2 separate regions of the Homo sapiens genome follow, and region 2 is linked to region 1. A link is a contact called in ENCODE Hi-C or POLR2A ChIA-PET data. All regions are on one chromosome and are shown on one strand. The core of a region is the stretch at or near the end of the contact, and the rest is flanking DNA. Distances in the headings are between cores, read along the strand shown. Region 1 has its middle 210 kb from the start of LINC00242. Region 2 overlaps DLL1 (delta like canonical Notch ligand 1).

Evidence for each region. Hi-C counts contacts between places; a loop is a spot of excess contacts on that map. ChIA-PET counts read pairs that join two places held with the same protein, here RNA polymerase II (POLR2A). Pooled maps may share reads with other maps.
Region 2: a loop to region 1 is called in a map of heart right ventricle, with 2.5 times the contacts of the local background. The contact joins two enhancer-like sites. A Hi-C loop is called at or near these places in 1 of 168 maps with a recorded cell type or tissue (heart right ventricle) and 3 of 50 pooled maps. POLR2A ChIA-PET finds 5 or more read pairs at or near these places in 1 of 52 experiments (activated CD4-positive, alpha-beta T cell).

Annotation. Positions count from the first base shown.
Region 1 is chr6:170,008,236-170,016,066 of GRCh38, reverse strand. No RefSeq gene overlaps it. Among named protein-coding and RNA genes, the nearest start is that of LINC00242, 210 kb to the right of the region's middle. Within about 2 kb of position 4,691, at least 8 of the 41 ENCODE cell types and tissues checked have a DNase peak (open chromatin) inside an H3K27ac peak, as active enhancers do; they include heart right ventricle, where a contact is called at or near this core.
Region 2 is chr6:170,277,969-170,285,799 of GRCh38, reverse strand. It overlaps DLL1 (delta like canonical Notch ligand 1), which reads left to right. Exons shown (of 11, transcript NM_005618.4): 6 at 101-231; 7 at 377-546; 8 at 665-881; 9 at 1,771-2,569; 10 at 2,695-2,812; 11 at 2,921-3,594. The coding sequence ends at 2,926. LINC01624 (long intergenic non-protein coding RNA 1624) reads right to left here. Exons shown (of 2, transcript NR_104177.1): 2 at 6,331-6,591. Among named protein-coding and RNA genes, the nearest start is that of DLL1, 9.2 kb to the left of the region's middle. RefSeq lists an enhancer at 2,457-3,656. Within about 2 kb of position 5,064, at least 23 of the 41 ENCODE cell types and tissues checked have a DNase peak (open chromatin) inside an H3K27ac peak, as active enhancers do; they include heart right ventricle, where a contact is called at or near this core.

The DNA.
Region 1 (7,831 bases), core at 3,442-5,941:
TCTATCTTCTTTCATTGTTACTGAGGTAGCAGCCTTTATCCTCTTCACAATAACCAAGGTAGGAGAATTCATTTTCACAATTACTGAAGGAAGAGAATCCATCCGTTTCCAGAGTTATTAAGACAGGAGAATCTATTCTTCTCCACAGTTACTGAGATAGAGGAATAAATTATTCACTACAGTTACTGAGGTAGGAGAATATCTTTTTTCACACAGTTACTAATTAGGAAAATTCATTCATCTACACAGTTACTGAAGGAGCTCTCTCCTTCCCAGTTACTGAGTTTTAAAGTAAGTCCTTCCTTCTCCAGTTACTCAGGTAGGAGAATTTATTCTTCTCCACATGTATTGAAGAGGGAGAATTCATTCTTCTCAACAGTTACTGTGATAAAAGAATCTCTCCTTCTGCAAAGTCACGAAGGAGGAGAATCCATTTTCCTCCACAGTTACTACAAGAGGATAATCTCTTCTTCACAGTTCTGAATTAGAAGAATCCATTCTTCTCCACCTGTACTGAGATAGAAGAATCTCTCTTCTTTTTACTGAAGTTATGGAGTTTGTTCTTCCCTATATTTACTGAGATAAAAGAATCATTCTTCTCCATAGTTACTGAGGTAAGAGAGTCCATTCTTCTTCACAGTTACTAAGGTAGGATCCATTCTTAACAGTTATTGAGGGAGAAGATCCTCTCCTTCTCTATAGTTACTGAAGTATCAGAATGTATCCTTCTCCACAATTCCTGAGGTAGAATAATAAAATCTTCATGATAGTTACTAAGGTAGGAAAATCTCTTCTCTGCAGTTACTAAGGTTGGTGAATTCATTCTTTTCTACAGTTATTAAAGGAGATCTCTTCTTCCCATAGTTGTTGAGGTTAAAAAAAATCCATTATTGTCCACTGTTACTGAGATAGGATAGGAAAGTCTCTCTTTCTCTACAATTAGTGAGGTAAGAGAATTCATTCTTCTCCATGGGTACTGAGGTAAAAAAAACCTTTCATCCTCCACAGATACAAAAGTAGCAGAATCTATTCTTCTTCTTAGTTATGGAGGTAGGGGAAGCCATTCTTCTCCACGTGTAGGTAGTGCAATCTCTACATGTCCACAATTACAGATATAGGGAAATTGGTTATTCTCCACAGTTACTGGGGTAGAAGAATCCAATATTCTTCACAGGTACTGAGGCAGGAGATCTTTTCTTCCTCCAAAGACAGTAGAATTTATCATTTTTTCACAATTGAGGAGGTAAGTGAATCAAATCTTTTCCAGTTACTGAAGTAGGAGAATACATGCATCTCAACAGTTTCTGAATGAGAATTCATTTTTTATCCACAGTTATAATGTAGGAGAATCTCTCCTCCACAACTATTGATGTGGAAGAATCCTTTCTTTCCCACAGTTCCTCTCATTGGAGAATCTATTCTCCACAGTTACTGAGGAGGAAAATCTCTCTTTATCCACAGTTATCGAAGTAGAAGAATCTGTTCCCCTCTATTTACTGAAGTAAGAGTTTCTTTACCTTCTCCACAGTCACTGAAATAGGAAAATTCATTTTTTCCAGTTATTGAGGTAGAAGAATCTTTCTCCACAGTTCCTGAGGTTAGAGAATGTCTTCTTCTCTACAGTTACCAAGGTAGGAGAATCCCTCTTTATCCACAGTTACCTTGGTAGGAAAATCCACTCTTCTCTGTAGGAGAATCTGTTCTTCTCCATAGTCCCTGAGATAGAGGAATACATTTTTCTCCACAGTTACTAAAGTAGGAAAATCTATTCTTCTTCACAGGTACTGAGGTAAATCAGTCTTTTTCCACAGTTACTGAGGTAGGAGAATTCATTTTTCTTCTCAATTACTGAAGTAAGAGAATCTCTTCTCTCATTGTTCAACAGATTTCACTGATGTAGTTCTAGGTCATTGATCCCTAGTGCAAATTGTGGCCTAGGCAGGTCATGATCTACAGTGTGTCATTGTGTCCTATGTGTGATCATTGGATATTTTAGCTCCATCACCAGGGATATGGATAATGTAATCATCGTGGATGACACAGGGCTGATGCTGATGCAGCCTCTTCACTGCAGAGTCAACTTGACTCATTTCCCTGGTGGACATCCTGGTGACTCTGGGACAGAAGCAAGGCACTAGCTTTTACACCAGTGGAGTTAATTCTGTGCTTTCAACTGCTGATTGTATTTCCATTACGTGGAAGGCTGAGAGTCCTCTTGCTGAAGACTGCATCTAGGAAAGGCTCACATGAGAGTCATTGGGAAGAAGGGTATACAAGGATCATTTGTAGACCTTGTCTCAAAGCAGGGTGCAAGACCACTGTTGTGTCCAAGACTTTGGTGTGCATCCTGATGGGCGCATTACACATTTCCACCTTTGTTCCCTGCATGCATGGCTTCATGACTGAGTTTGGCTAGTAAAATGTGAGCAAAAGGAATGTGTCACACATGTGGGTAGAAGCTTTGAGAGCGAACACATGGTTTCCCATGTTTTTACTTTCCTTCTGTTGTAACAACCAGCAATTTTCCAGTTAAAACTTCCTCAGCCTGAACTACTGAACAATATGCAGAAGAACTGTTACTGACTGGCATTGAAAGTGCAGCAGAAGCACAAAATAAGCCTATTTATTTTTGTTCTTTAAGATCTTGGAATTGTTTGTTAGCACAGCATAACTTAGCCCATCCTGACTGACACAATAAGCTCTTTAGATAGCTTCTTCTCTAGGATCCATGATTCCATGTGTCCAAGCATTTTATACACTTAAATCAACATGACTGCATGGGCAGGCATATAGCCTACATAATACCTGCATTGCAAGAAAACCTAAGTCTGAAATAAACCTAAGCCTACCCACTGAAAGTATAAGGCAAATAAAAACAATATTGGCCTTTCTGAAATGCAGGCTTTTGTTCTCTGGACAGCAAACAAGTGATTATCTCAATAATTAGTAAGACCTGTCAAAATTATTTTCTAAAGGAACAATACTATTTCACTTTATTCATATAAGTGGAATATCTCAAGGCAAAAAAAAGGAATCTTTTGCAGTTATGAAGGTCAAGGAAAGCTGATCTGGGATTATCTACTTATTCTTTCTTATTCTCTTCTAATTCATAGGTCACTTAGCTTTTCTTAAAGATACTCTTTTCAGATTGCCAGTGAAATTAAATCTACTTTATCTTTAGTCATAATCAATACTGTACTTACAAAGTTTCCAGATCATTTGTTAGCAGACCGCATAAGCTCAGAGAGCCCACTAGGCACTGGCTTGTTACAACAAGGACACAGCTGGGGCTGTGCTTTGCCAGGGACCCCTTCAGCAAGCCAAGCACAGGATTCACCTTTCAGAGGCTATTTTCCGACCTTCTGAACATGTGAGGTGCCTGGTCCTCACAAGTGTGTCCTCACATTCCCTCTCATGACTGAATCTGAGCACTTTTGCTTTCAGAACGAGGGGCCTAAGGAATCCAACCTGGGTGAATATTCTGGTATCTGTTTTGCATCTGATGTTGCCTGAGAGGCCACCTCAGCATCCCATGATGTGGACATTGGTCTAGGCCTCATTTTGTGATCCTTCCTGCCACCAGCCCGTTCCCTCTCTCACCATCAGTGACCATCTTCTGCCCCATAGCCACAGCTACACACGTAGACGATGGACTTGTTGGTTCTGTATTTACCTAAAGTTCCTTCCAAAGAGCACTGCAGTCTGAGTCTGAAGAACTCGAGGAGGCAGAGCTGTTCCTGTGTCTGTTGTGGGGCCAAGGTAGATGCTAGGTCTTCAACAACTTTGCTGTTTTTCCTAGCAGTGCTCCCATGTGTGTCTGGGCTTTGGAGCTCGACTGACTCTCCCTTGCCTCGGTTTTCAATAATGACCATATTCCTATGTAGACTCCTCCTCCTGTCTGTTCTCTGTCTTGGTGAATGATTATTTTTACCCAGTTGTGAAAGAAGGAAACTGAAAATTGTATTTCACATATGCCTTTCACTCATGGATCCTTCCTGCCTGCTTGTATCACAACCATCAAAGCAGAAGAGAAGGACGCCTCCTAGAGAACTGTTTTCTCCTCGTCTCTCACTGACTCTGTTTATAGCCTCCTCGCTGGCCGTTGGGCCTCCACACTCCACAATGCGGCATTTCTAAGTATTTAATCTGCTCATTTAGCTGCTGCTTAGAATCAAGGGTAAAATAGGAACTTGGTGATGTGATGGATGAGGCCGGAACCCTTTGCGCTTCCCAGGCTTGCGTCTTCTCTCCGCATCCCAAATGCCGCTGCATACACATCCTCTTGCATCCTGGCTTCATTGCTCATCTGCTGGCAGTCAGATGCTGTCCTGTGCCATGCTCCCTCTGACCTTTTCATCCTGCTTTGGCCTGATGAAAGCTGCCGCTCTAGTTTTCACCACATATAAGGACAAGCAAGCCAAAGCCCTCTTCCCCACCACCTTGCAGTGTGGCCTGTAGTTTCTTTCCATTTGGCCTCTCTCCCCAGTTGGCATGGCCACTGTGTTGTTTGTCTCTCCGCCAGCAGCAAATTAGGAAGGTCCTTTGGAGAGACCTTTGTGGAAGGGAGCAGCTTCCTCCCTCAGGGAAGCCTCTTGTGCAGCCAGGACTTCGTGCTCCGGCCTGTGACCTCCCCACCGCCAGCCCCCGCTTGAAGGGAAGAGAGAGCTCCAGGGGGCAGACGCGCTGGCCCGGCTGTTGGCCAGGCCTGGCTGTCCTCACTGGGCAGGGCTATGGGAGTTCACGGAGGGAACCTGCAGTTCCTTTTTCTTTCTCACAGACACTCCTGCAGGCAGAGATAAGCAACTCAGGACACACTTGGACCTCCCAATCTCGGATCTCAGCCCGGTCCCAGCCCCGGCCTGGCATCTTCTCGGGCACCGCCTTAGGCCCTGTGCCTGTCCTCAGTTGCACTCATCACAGTTGTGGCTAAATAATCAATCATGCAAATTGCCAGTTGGTATCTGCTCCTCCATGAAGGCTGGGAGTTCGTCTTACTCAGCGCTGCATTCGGAGGCCTGGCACCCACAGATGTGCTGCCGGAGGTTGTTTCAGCTCCCGCCTGCCTCCTCCCTCCCTCCTCCTTCCCTCTGTCCTTATTCCCTCTCCTTTCCCTTTCAAAGTAATGGAATGGGGGAGCCTTGAGCTACATAGAGCAAGCCGTCAGGGAGCCCAGGCTCCAAGGTCCCAGCAGGGGCACCCCATCCCTGGTGCTGGGAGGTCAGACGAGACCCCAGGAGGCGCCAACCTTTGGCGGGATGCATGGAGACCCTCCCCAAGTCCCTCAGGGAATCCCCTCAGTGCCGCTTCTGCCTCATCTCACTGCCCTGACCATGCTGCAGGAGCCCACTTCCTCCCTCAGGCCCTGGGTGTGATGGGAAGCATCAGCAGGCAGCGCAGGGGAGTCGGACGCCTGGCAGATGATGACTCCTGCTCTAAAACCAAACACACTCCCCAGGAAAAAAGTACCCATTAGCTTCTTAATACAAAGGCAGTGCATCGTATTGATTCAAAATGAGAAAATATAAATACAAAAATACAGAATGAGGGGAAAATCTTGACTGCCAACACTTGGGTGCATATTCTTCCAACGTTCTTCTAGGAGTGTGTGTCGATATGTTTTTAAAGCAATTTACGACCATACCTTAGATCCTACTGTGTGTTCTAGTCTTTTCACTTGATTATATATGAGAAGCAACTTTATAGCTACATTTCTTTTAGAATAAACTTTAGAATTAGTCAAAGAGCCACTTATATTCCAGAAAAATCTATACAAAGTGTGTTGGGCAGGTTGTGTTCACTCTTTACACCATCCCAGCATACCAGTAATGGAAGTATTAATGGAGCAGACAACACATTGTGTGTGGTGTGCATGCATGTGCCATGGGCCCGGTATGTTTATGCATCCAACAATATTCCTCGAGTGATGTTTATGTATCAGACACTATTTTAGGAGCCTAGAAGACATCTCTCAATAAGAACCGCAATGTTCTTCTCATGGAGTTTCTATTCTGGGGGATGTGAATTCAACGATTTTTTGAACATAGAATACAGGTTACAAGAAAGGAACATGCTTGGTGCCAAAATATTTTTGATTACAGATAACTTTTAAACTATCAAAAATTTTAAAAGTCGGTGCCTTGTATTGCAACTGAAGGTAAGCCTTAAGATGCTGCACTCTGATTCACCTGTTCTGAGCATTCATTCAAATTTCTCCAAAATAGCTACATCTTTACCTAAGAGAAAGTGGCACATTAACCCCAATTTTAAAGAAATTTTTTTCTTCTTTTTTTTCTTGAGACGGAGTGTCACTCTGTCGCCCAGGCTGGAGTGCAGTGGCGAGATCTCGGTTTACTGCAAGCTCCGCCTCCCAGGTTCACGCCATTCTCCTGCCTCAGCCTCCCAAGTAGCTGGAACTACAGGCGCCCACTACCACACCCGGCTAATTTTTTGTATTTTTAGTAGAGATGGGGTTTCATCGTGTTAGCCAGGATGGTCTTGATCTCCTGACCTCGTGATCTGTCCACGCTGGCCTCCCAAAGTGCTGGGATTACAGGCGTGAGCCACCGTGCCCGGTCTTAAAGAAATTTTTATGGCCTGAATTCAATGCATTAACACAGATTTAATAAACTGTAAACCAAAAATAAAATTCCAAGCCCCGCCCCACCGCACCACACCATGCAATCATCTGAATGGACTTCCTCCTCCGCCAGGGTGCTCTTAAAATTTAACCTGAAAGACTGGTTCAGGCCATGATGGGAAGTGGGGGCCAGACAGGACTCATGATACCTCTCTGGCATTAACATCAAACAGACCTTAAGTCTGATAAGAGACATTTACAATCTATTCTTTCTGAAGCCTGTTACCTGAAGGCTTCCTCTGCACAATCAGAACTTTGGTTTCCACAAGAACTTTTCTTAACCCAGACGTTCCTTCCTATTGAACCCAGGTCTTTAGATAAACTCAACCAATTGTCAACCAGAAAAATTTTTAATTTACCTATAACCTGGAAACCTCCCTTCAATATACCAATTAGCTTCTTAATACAAAGGCAGTGTATACATATGGATTCAAAATGAGAATCAATTTGTATCAATTTATTGTCCTGCCTTTCTTGAACCAATGTATGTCTTAAATATATTTGATTGAAGTCTCATGTCTCTCTAAAATCTACAAAACTAAGCTGCGCCCCGACCACCTTGGGCACGTGTTCTCAGGACCTCCTGAGGGCTGTGTCACGGGCCATGGGCAATCACATTTGGCTCAGAATAAATCTCTTCAAATATTTTACAGAGTTTGACTTGTTTCGTTGACAAAACCTTACTTATATATCTAATACAAAATTGACAGCTCAAAGCAATAGCCCAGAGCCGGGGGTGGAGTTAGGTGGAGGTGAGTTTAACGGAAATGAGACCCGAGACATGTCCCCTGGGGAGTGGGCGGGAGTAGTGACACTCTGTCCCCACGCAGGAGAGTCCTGGGAGCTGAGGAGGGCTTCTGAGTGCCATGGTGTAGCTCATCTTCTTCAGGTACGCTGACGAGACAGCATGGCCACATGGTCTCCACGGCCTGTTCTGACTCTGAGTCTTCATTTCACTGGAAATTTCGTGCTGCAGGCGCGAGCTGCGCTTTGCTGCCCAGCTCTGATTCCCCATTGCCTCTCAGAGGCTGCTTGTGTCCAGAAACGCCAGTTTCGTAACACACCCTAAGCTCAGTCTCGTCCTCCTCTACCTCCACCAGCTGTGGCTGTTCTCTTTCAACCTTGATTCAGCTAACAGAGACTCTCCACCTTCCAGTGAGTTAACAAGGTCAATGGCTGCATCCTCCTTGAAAT
Region 2 (7,831 bases), core at 3,815-6,314, 270 kb before region 1:
GGCTCACTGGTGCTGCGGGAAGATGGTTTCTAGGGTGAGAATGTCCACTGCAAAGCCAGCAACAGTCAACGTCCATCTGAGTCTTCTGCTTTTCTCCAAGGTGCAGAGTGGGCTGGCAGGGCCGGTACTGTGACGAGTGTATCCGCTATCCAGGCTGTCTCCATGGCACCTGCCAGCAGCCCTGGCAGTGCAACTGCCAGGAAGGCTGGGGGGGCCTTTTCTGCAACCAGGGTAAGCCTTCTCTCCCTGAGGCAGCCTGCTCCCTCCAGAGCAGCCCTGGACTTCCCTGGCTGTTTGATCACTGGAAAAATAAAGTCTTCCTGCATTTGATGTCGAGCTTCCTATCTCCTACTTTTCCTGTCCCCACCCTTCACAGACCTGAACTACTGCACACACCATAAGCCCTGCAAGAATGGAGCCACCTGCACCAACACGGGCCAGGGGAGCTACACTTGCTCTTGCCGGCCTGGGTACACAGGTGCCACCTGCGAGCTGGGGATTGACGAGTGTGACCCCAGCCCTTGTAAGAACGGAGGGAGCTGCACGGTGAGTCGGAGGCTCCATGGCATCTCACCCGGAAGCTGGGGTGCCCTGGTGTTGAATGGAGTGTGTGGGCTCCTTGGAGCAACTTTGGAAAGCCTTTTCTGACCTCTCCATCGTGTAGGATCTCGAGAACAGCTACTCCTGTACCTGCCCACCCGGCTTCTACGGCAAAATCTGTGAATTGAGTGCCATGACCTGTGCGGACGGCCCTTGCTTTAACGGGGGTCGGTGCTCAGACAGCCCCGATGGAGGGTACAGCTGCCGCTGCCCCGTGGGCTACTCCGGCTTCAACTGTGAGAAGAAAATTGACTACTGCAGCTCTTCACCCTGTTCTAATGGTAAGGGGGCAGCTGGTGATTGCTCAGAGACTCGGGCGAGCGGTCAATACTGAGGTGGCATTAAAAACAAGCATTTGTGAGTGACCTCGAGTTTATGAATCACTTTTATCCAGACCGCCAGGAATTCTCGATGGAAACTCTATCTTTGAGTCTGGAAAGGCCTGGGGAATGAGAGAGGCCAGGGCATTTGTTATGAAGTTCTCTGTGGAAACCTAGACCAAGCAGTGAATGACTTGCTCAGGGCCACAAGGTGCTTCGGGCACCTGCGGCCGCCTGAGGTTCAGTAAGTGATGCCCACAGGTGCCGGCCACTCCAGCTTGGGAGGATGGCCCAGCTGTGTGGCCACCCAGCACAGTAGTTGGGGGTGTCCCTGAGTGAGGACAGAGAGCCTCCTGCTAGCAGCGAGGGGCTGGCTGCCCAAAGGAGACACACAGCAAGGAGAGCTGGGCCCCAGATGTGCCGGAGCATTCCGGAATGGTCATCCTTCCCCTCCCTCCCTCCCCTGTTGTCAGTGCCTGCTCCTCTCACTTGCTGTGTAACTGTGGGCAAGGACACCCTCGTTAAGCCTCAGTTTCCCCATCTGAAACCTGGGTCGAGTGGCACATGCTCTTGCCCGGCTGTTGTGGCGACTAATGCAGCCACCAGAGTGTTCTGCACAGCGCCTGTCCAGATGCTGGCCGTGTGGTTTCTGACTTGTAGAGCTAGACCTGGACACCTCTCGTATTTGAGGTCCTAAACCATGTCACCTTGCGCTGTGGACTCATTCAGGCCACAGACTGTCTTTGGTTTGTCTGGTTTCTACAGTGTCAGACAGATAGATGCTTCAGAGTGACTTTTTGGTGAACAAACCTACGAGGAGACACGTGATGTTCATGTCCCTGTGTTCCAGGTGCCAAGTGTGTGGACCTCGGTGATGCCTACCTGTGCCGCTGCCAGGCCGGCTTCTCGGGGAGGCACTGTGACGACAACGTGGACGACTGCGCCTCCTCCCCGTGCGCCAACGGGGGCACCTGCCGGGATGGCGTGAACGACTTCTCCTGCACCTGCCCGCCTGGCTACACGGGCAGGAACTGCAGTGCCCCCGTCAGCAGGTGCGAGCACGCACCCTGCCACAATGGGGCCACCTGCCACGAGAGGGGCCACCGCTATGTGTGCGAGTGTGCCCGAGGCTACGGGGGTCCCAACTGCCAGTTCCTGCTCCCCGAGCTGCCCCCGGGCCCAGCGGTGGTGGACCTCACTGAGAAGCTAGAGGGCCAGGGCGGGCCATTCCCCTGGGTGGCCGTGTGCGCCGGGGTCATCCTTGTCCTCATGCTGCTGCTGGGCTGTGCCGCTGTGGTGGTCTGCGTCCGGCTGAGGCTGCAGAAGCACCGGCCCCCAGCCGACCCCTGCCGGGGGGAGACGGAGACCATGAACAACCTGGCCAACTGCCAGCGTGAGAAGGACATCTCAGTCAGCATCATCGGGGCCACGCAGATCAAGAACACCAACAAGAAGGCGGACTTCCACGGGGACCACAGCGCCGACAAGAATGGCTTCAAGGCCCGCTACCCAGCGGTGGACTATAACCTCGTGCAGGACCTCAAGGGTGACGACACCGCCGTCAGGGACGCGCACAGCAAGCGTGACACCAAGTGCCAGCCCCAGGGCTCCTCAGGGGAGGAGAAGGGGACCCCGACCACACTCAGGGGGTGCGTGCTGCGGGCCGGGCATCAGGAGGGGGTACCTGGGGGGTGTCTTCCTGGAACCACTGCTCCGTTTCTCTTCCCAAATGTTCTCATGCATTCATTGTGGATTTTCTCTATTTTCCTTTTAGTGGAGAAGCATCTGAAAGAAAAAGGCCGGACTCGGGCTGTTCAACTTCAAAAGACACCAAGTACCAGTCGGTGTACGTCATATCCGAGGAGAAGGATGAGTGCGTCATAGCAACTGAGGTCAGTGCAGGCAGCAGCCGCTCCCTCCTCCTCGGCATGGGAGCACCTGAAGCTGGAGCACGGGAATCGGTCTCAGGCTAACTTCCCATTTGTCTTGTGGCCCCCCAGGTGTAAAATGGAAGTGAGATGGCAAGACTCCCGTTTCTCTTAAAATAAGTAAAATTCCAAGGATATATGCCCCAACGAATGCTGCTGAAGAGGAGGGAGGCCTCGTGGACTGCTGCTGAGAAACCGAGTTCAGACCGAGCAGGTTCTCCTCCTGAGGTCCTCGACGCCTGCCGACAGCCTGTCGCGGCCCGGCCGCCTGCGGCACTGCCTTCCGTGACGTCGCCGTTGCACTATGGACAGTTGCTCTTAAGAGAATATATATTTAAATGGGTGAACTGAATTACGCATAAGAAGCATGCACTGCCTGAGTGTATATTTTGGATTCTTATGAGCCAGTCTTTTCTTGAATTAGAAACACAAACACTGCCTTTATTGTCCTTTTTGATACGAAGATGTGCTTTTTCTAGATGGAAAAGATGTGTGTTATTTTTTGGATTTGTAAAAATATTTTTCATGATATCTGTAAAGCTTGAGTATTTTGTGATGTTCGTTTTTTATAATTTAAATTTTGGTAAATATGTACAAAGGCACTTCGGGTCTATGTGACTATATTTTTTTGTATATAAATGTATTTATGGAATATTGTGCAAATGTTATTTGAGTTTTTTACTGTTTTGTTAATGAAGAAATTCCTTTTTAAAATATTTTTCCAAAATAAATTTTATGAATGACAACCAGAAGGCGTAGTTACTTGGCTTTGCCTTAGAGCGGAGGTGTGCTCACTCACCTGCGGCCCGCGAGGCTGAGGGCAGAGGTGGCCTTGGTGTTTCTCTTTTCAAGGCTTTGGTTTCCCTGGATCCATGAGAAGCAGCCCGTTCCTCTCCTCCCTCAGGAAGCTGCTTGCTGGCCATCATGAGGTGACTTGGTAAGAGCAGGCACGCGCATGAAGCAGCCGCGATTTTCTAATTCCATCCCCCCATGCATTTATTAGTTCTTTCCGCAGAAAGAATGAGCGTTCCTCATTCATTCATTCATTCATTCATTCATTCATTCATTCATGTCAGTGTAGACTTGTGAGTTATTTTGTACCCAGTGGGTCACAGCTGTCATGATTTTGTCGCCGTTTGACGCCAACATGGCCCCAGACGGGGCGTGGGAGTCACGGAAGCTGCTCCTCCGCTTCCCGTCGGTGGGCAGCCCCGTCTCTAAGCGCGTCCCGCCTGCTGGCTCAGCAGGACCGCACGGGCTCCCTGTGGGCTGACCCCTCATTTGCCGCTTTGCCCCCCGCTAAGCCCGGGTTCCTTATGGTAGTGATTGCATTTTTAACTTGCGCGTACCTCAAAGCGCTGAGCGGTTCCCAGGATGGAAAGAGGGCGACCGATGTAGCAGGAGCTGCGCGGAGGCACTGGCGCTCACTCCCCTCAGACCCGACTCCGCTTGCATTTCCTCCTTGCATTAAGGGCACGTTAAATGCCAGGCCAGCAACACCAGCAAAGAGGAGAAGTGTTTTGCTAAGAACATTGAGCTTGAATCCGATGACAGCTCTCAGTCTCATTACCAGTTACGGAAACACGGGACTGAAAACTCCTTCCTCGACGCCCCACGCATCTGCGCAGCCGAATCCAGGGAACTCTGTAGCCAAATAAATTGCAAGGAAAAAACAAGAAAATGGTGAGGGGGAACCCATAGATACAAAGAGACACGGACATATCAATCCATCGCAGCGTCTGGATCTGGTTCCTGTTTCAAACAGTTTAAAAATTTTATGAACCCACTGGAGACATGTAAGCGCTGACTGGGATATCCACATGATTTTAAAGTGCACCTGCTAAATAGTTTAGATGTGATGTGTTATTACTGTTCAGTTTAAAAAGAGACCTTATCTTTTAGAGAAAATTCTGAAATATTTATGGATGAAACAATACGAGGCCTGGGACTGATTCGGAGCCCCCCGCCGCGGGCACGGTGGCACGGGGAGTCCCACGAGCACTGCTGGGGGTCGCTGCAGCTGGGAGTGGCCCATGGGGGCGCTCACTTCCGTGTTCTTTCCTCTTTCGTACACGTTTGAAACTTCCCATAAGCAAAAGCATTAAGCCGGACCATACAGTGAATACACGCACACGCAAACACGACAGTTTCCGGGTGTGTATGGACCGCCGTGTCTGTGACGTGACCCACAGCAGAATGCATCTGAGGGAGGCTTGCTGTGGTTGCATACGCACATCGCAGATGAGAAATCTTACAAGGCCAAAAGCAAGCCAATTAAACTGGGTGGAGAGCGGGAGTCCGGTCAAGGACGCTGGTAGCAGAGTCTCAGGCTCGCTGGTGGCGCGCCTAGGTGATTGCCCACTCTGCTGAGTCCTTGAAAGGGAAACGGCAGCGTCTGCAGCAGTGCTGGGAGCACCTCCTCCCGTCTGCAGGGGACGGTGCCTTTCAGGGCACGGTTCTGCGCATGTGCTCAGCTGGCGCCAGCGAACGGCTTCCGGCTGCTCTTAGCGTGGAGTTCAAAATCCTTGACTTGGCCTCTCAGGTCATGCACCATCCGGCTCCCGCCTGTCTTGGAGCCTCGTTTCGTTATTCTCCCACGGGTCTGTTACCGCTCGGCTCCAGCCAGCGCCCTGGCAGCCTGGTTCTCCATCCGCCCCCACTCTGCGACTTTGAGTGGGATCTTCCATCTGTCTGGTGACTTCCAGTGTGACCTTCTTCCGCCACGAAAATGACCCGCCTGGGTTACCTGCCGCACGTGATGGTGCTCTTGCAGTTTGCCCTGTGGCATGATTAATTCGTGTAGCTGTTTGTTTAGTGGGCGTGTGTCCCAGGAGACTGCAACCTCAAAGAGGGCGGGCTGTGTTGGCCCTGGTTCACCACTGCAACCCAATCCCCACTTGAGGCTGAAGCAAGAAAACGTTCTCTATCCATGTGAGCTATAATTTGAGAACACACAGACACACACTCAGGACATTTCATCATGAAAGAAGCTTCATTCTCGTGTTCACTCTTACCAATGTCACTAGGAGTTTCGAACCATAACATGAAGCCAAACACAGGGATTATCTGAGCGGATGAACATAGTATTCTGTTTTTATTCTAATAACTGGCTGCCTAGATACAGCCCTGTATATGGTAAGAGTGCGTCTACTTGGTATCCAGCAAACAAAGTGTTATGCATTAGTAATTCCTCAGTCCATGCATTTTACAGAAAAGGCAGAGGGAAGGTAAATCGTTTCCTGAGGAACAGCTGAATGTCTAGAAACGTCAAGATGAAGAGTAGAATTTTGCATGCAAGGACACGCGCCATGAGCACCAGGCCTCACACGCAGGAGGCACACAGTACGTCTGTGTTGAATGTAGTATCTTCCACTACAAGGATAAGGAAACAAAAAGTACTTAGAAACTTTACACATTTGTCATTTGGAAACAATTCAGAGATAAGTTTTTAAGATGATATGTATTAGTGCAGAGTACTAGAATTTTTCCGGAACAACTTTCATTACATTTATTTGCTCAAACAAGTGACTATTTCCATTTTGGAGAAGCCCAACTGAGCTAAATCACTTTGCCACTGAGGAGGGCTGGGGAGGTGGCAGGGGTGCCATCAAGGTGTCGTCTGGCTAACACACATTCTTTCTATTTTTCTTGTTTCTTATGGAAACATTCATGGCTCCACGCCTGGCATTTGCTGAATCCATCTTCTAGAGATTACGATTTTAATAGAATCCGGAGTGAGGTACCTGAGGAAGGCAGAATGAAGCAGCATTTTAAAATGTATTGCAACATGAGCATCAGAACCTTTTGTTTTTTTTAAAGCACAGAAAAGAAAAATGACAAGACTCATGTCATTAATTACGTTCTCAAAGAAAATAAGGTCAGTGTAAGAGGAAATCATCTAAAATTGCAGGACAGGGCATTCTCGTTGGATCGAGGCATGAAGAAAACTTCAAGGCTGTCAGTGGTTTATCGAGGAAGTGGTAGAATCTTCCTCGGATACGATTTTTAGAAGACAAGCCAACCTTCCATGGCAAGAGGTGCAGACGTGTGCCTCAGCTGCCAAGGGCCTCCCAGGCTGTTTCCTGTGCACCAACTTCCTCTGCTTCCTCGGTGTCTAAACCCATGGTCAAAGCACCATTCACGAAAAGCATGTTACTGTTTTAAGTTAATTTGAACTTTAAAATTATTGAACCATAAGGAAAAATATCTCTGCTTTGTGGTCCTGGATATTTTACAAGAACCTTGATTCCTTTAGTGAATCTTAATTCACAGCTCAGTGCTGGGATATTCAACAAATAAAATCACTTTTCAGAGACAGGATCAGAATCTGCTACTTCCTGCTCCTCAGCCTGCCTTGCCAAACCCCCAAGTGGCACCCTGGTGTAGACATTATGGACCTCAACAGCAGTACTTTAGCCTGATGCCTAGAACCTCTTACACTTTTATGGAAGTGGCCTAAGAGTGTTTGTGACGGGATTCGTGGTGTCTCCAACTTTCTCTCTTGCGCTGTCCCACCCTGACCTGTGGGGGGAGAGAGGAAGGAAGGAAGAAGGGGGGAAGGGCGTCTGGTGTCAGACGCTTACAATAGGAATTGCTCACCTGCAGAAGGGCAAGTATTGTTTCTTCTAGAATTAGTATGAATTGGATTTTGTGAATTTCAGCTCTTTCTTAGAAGCTTAGAAAAAAATTTGGTATAAACATTTGAAATAAAAAAATGCAATAAGCAACAGAGTTAGATCTTGTCTCTACAAAAAAATTTTAAAAGAATTAGCTGAGTGTGCTGGTGGCACCTGTGGTCCCAACTACTCAGGAGGCTGAGGCAGGAGGACGGCTTGAGCCCAGGAGGCCGAGGCTTCAGTGAGCTGTGATTGCGCCACTGCACTCCAGCCTGGGGGACAGAGCAAGACTTCATCTTAAAAAAAAAAAAAAAAGCAATATTAAAAAGGTGTATTGAAAAGGGAAAAACACTCTAAATTTGAGAGT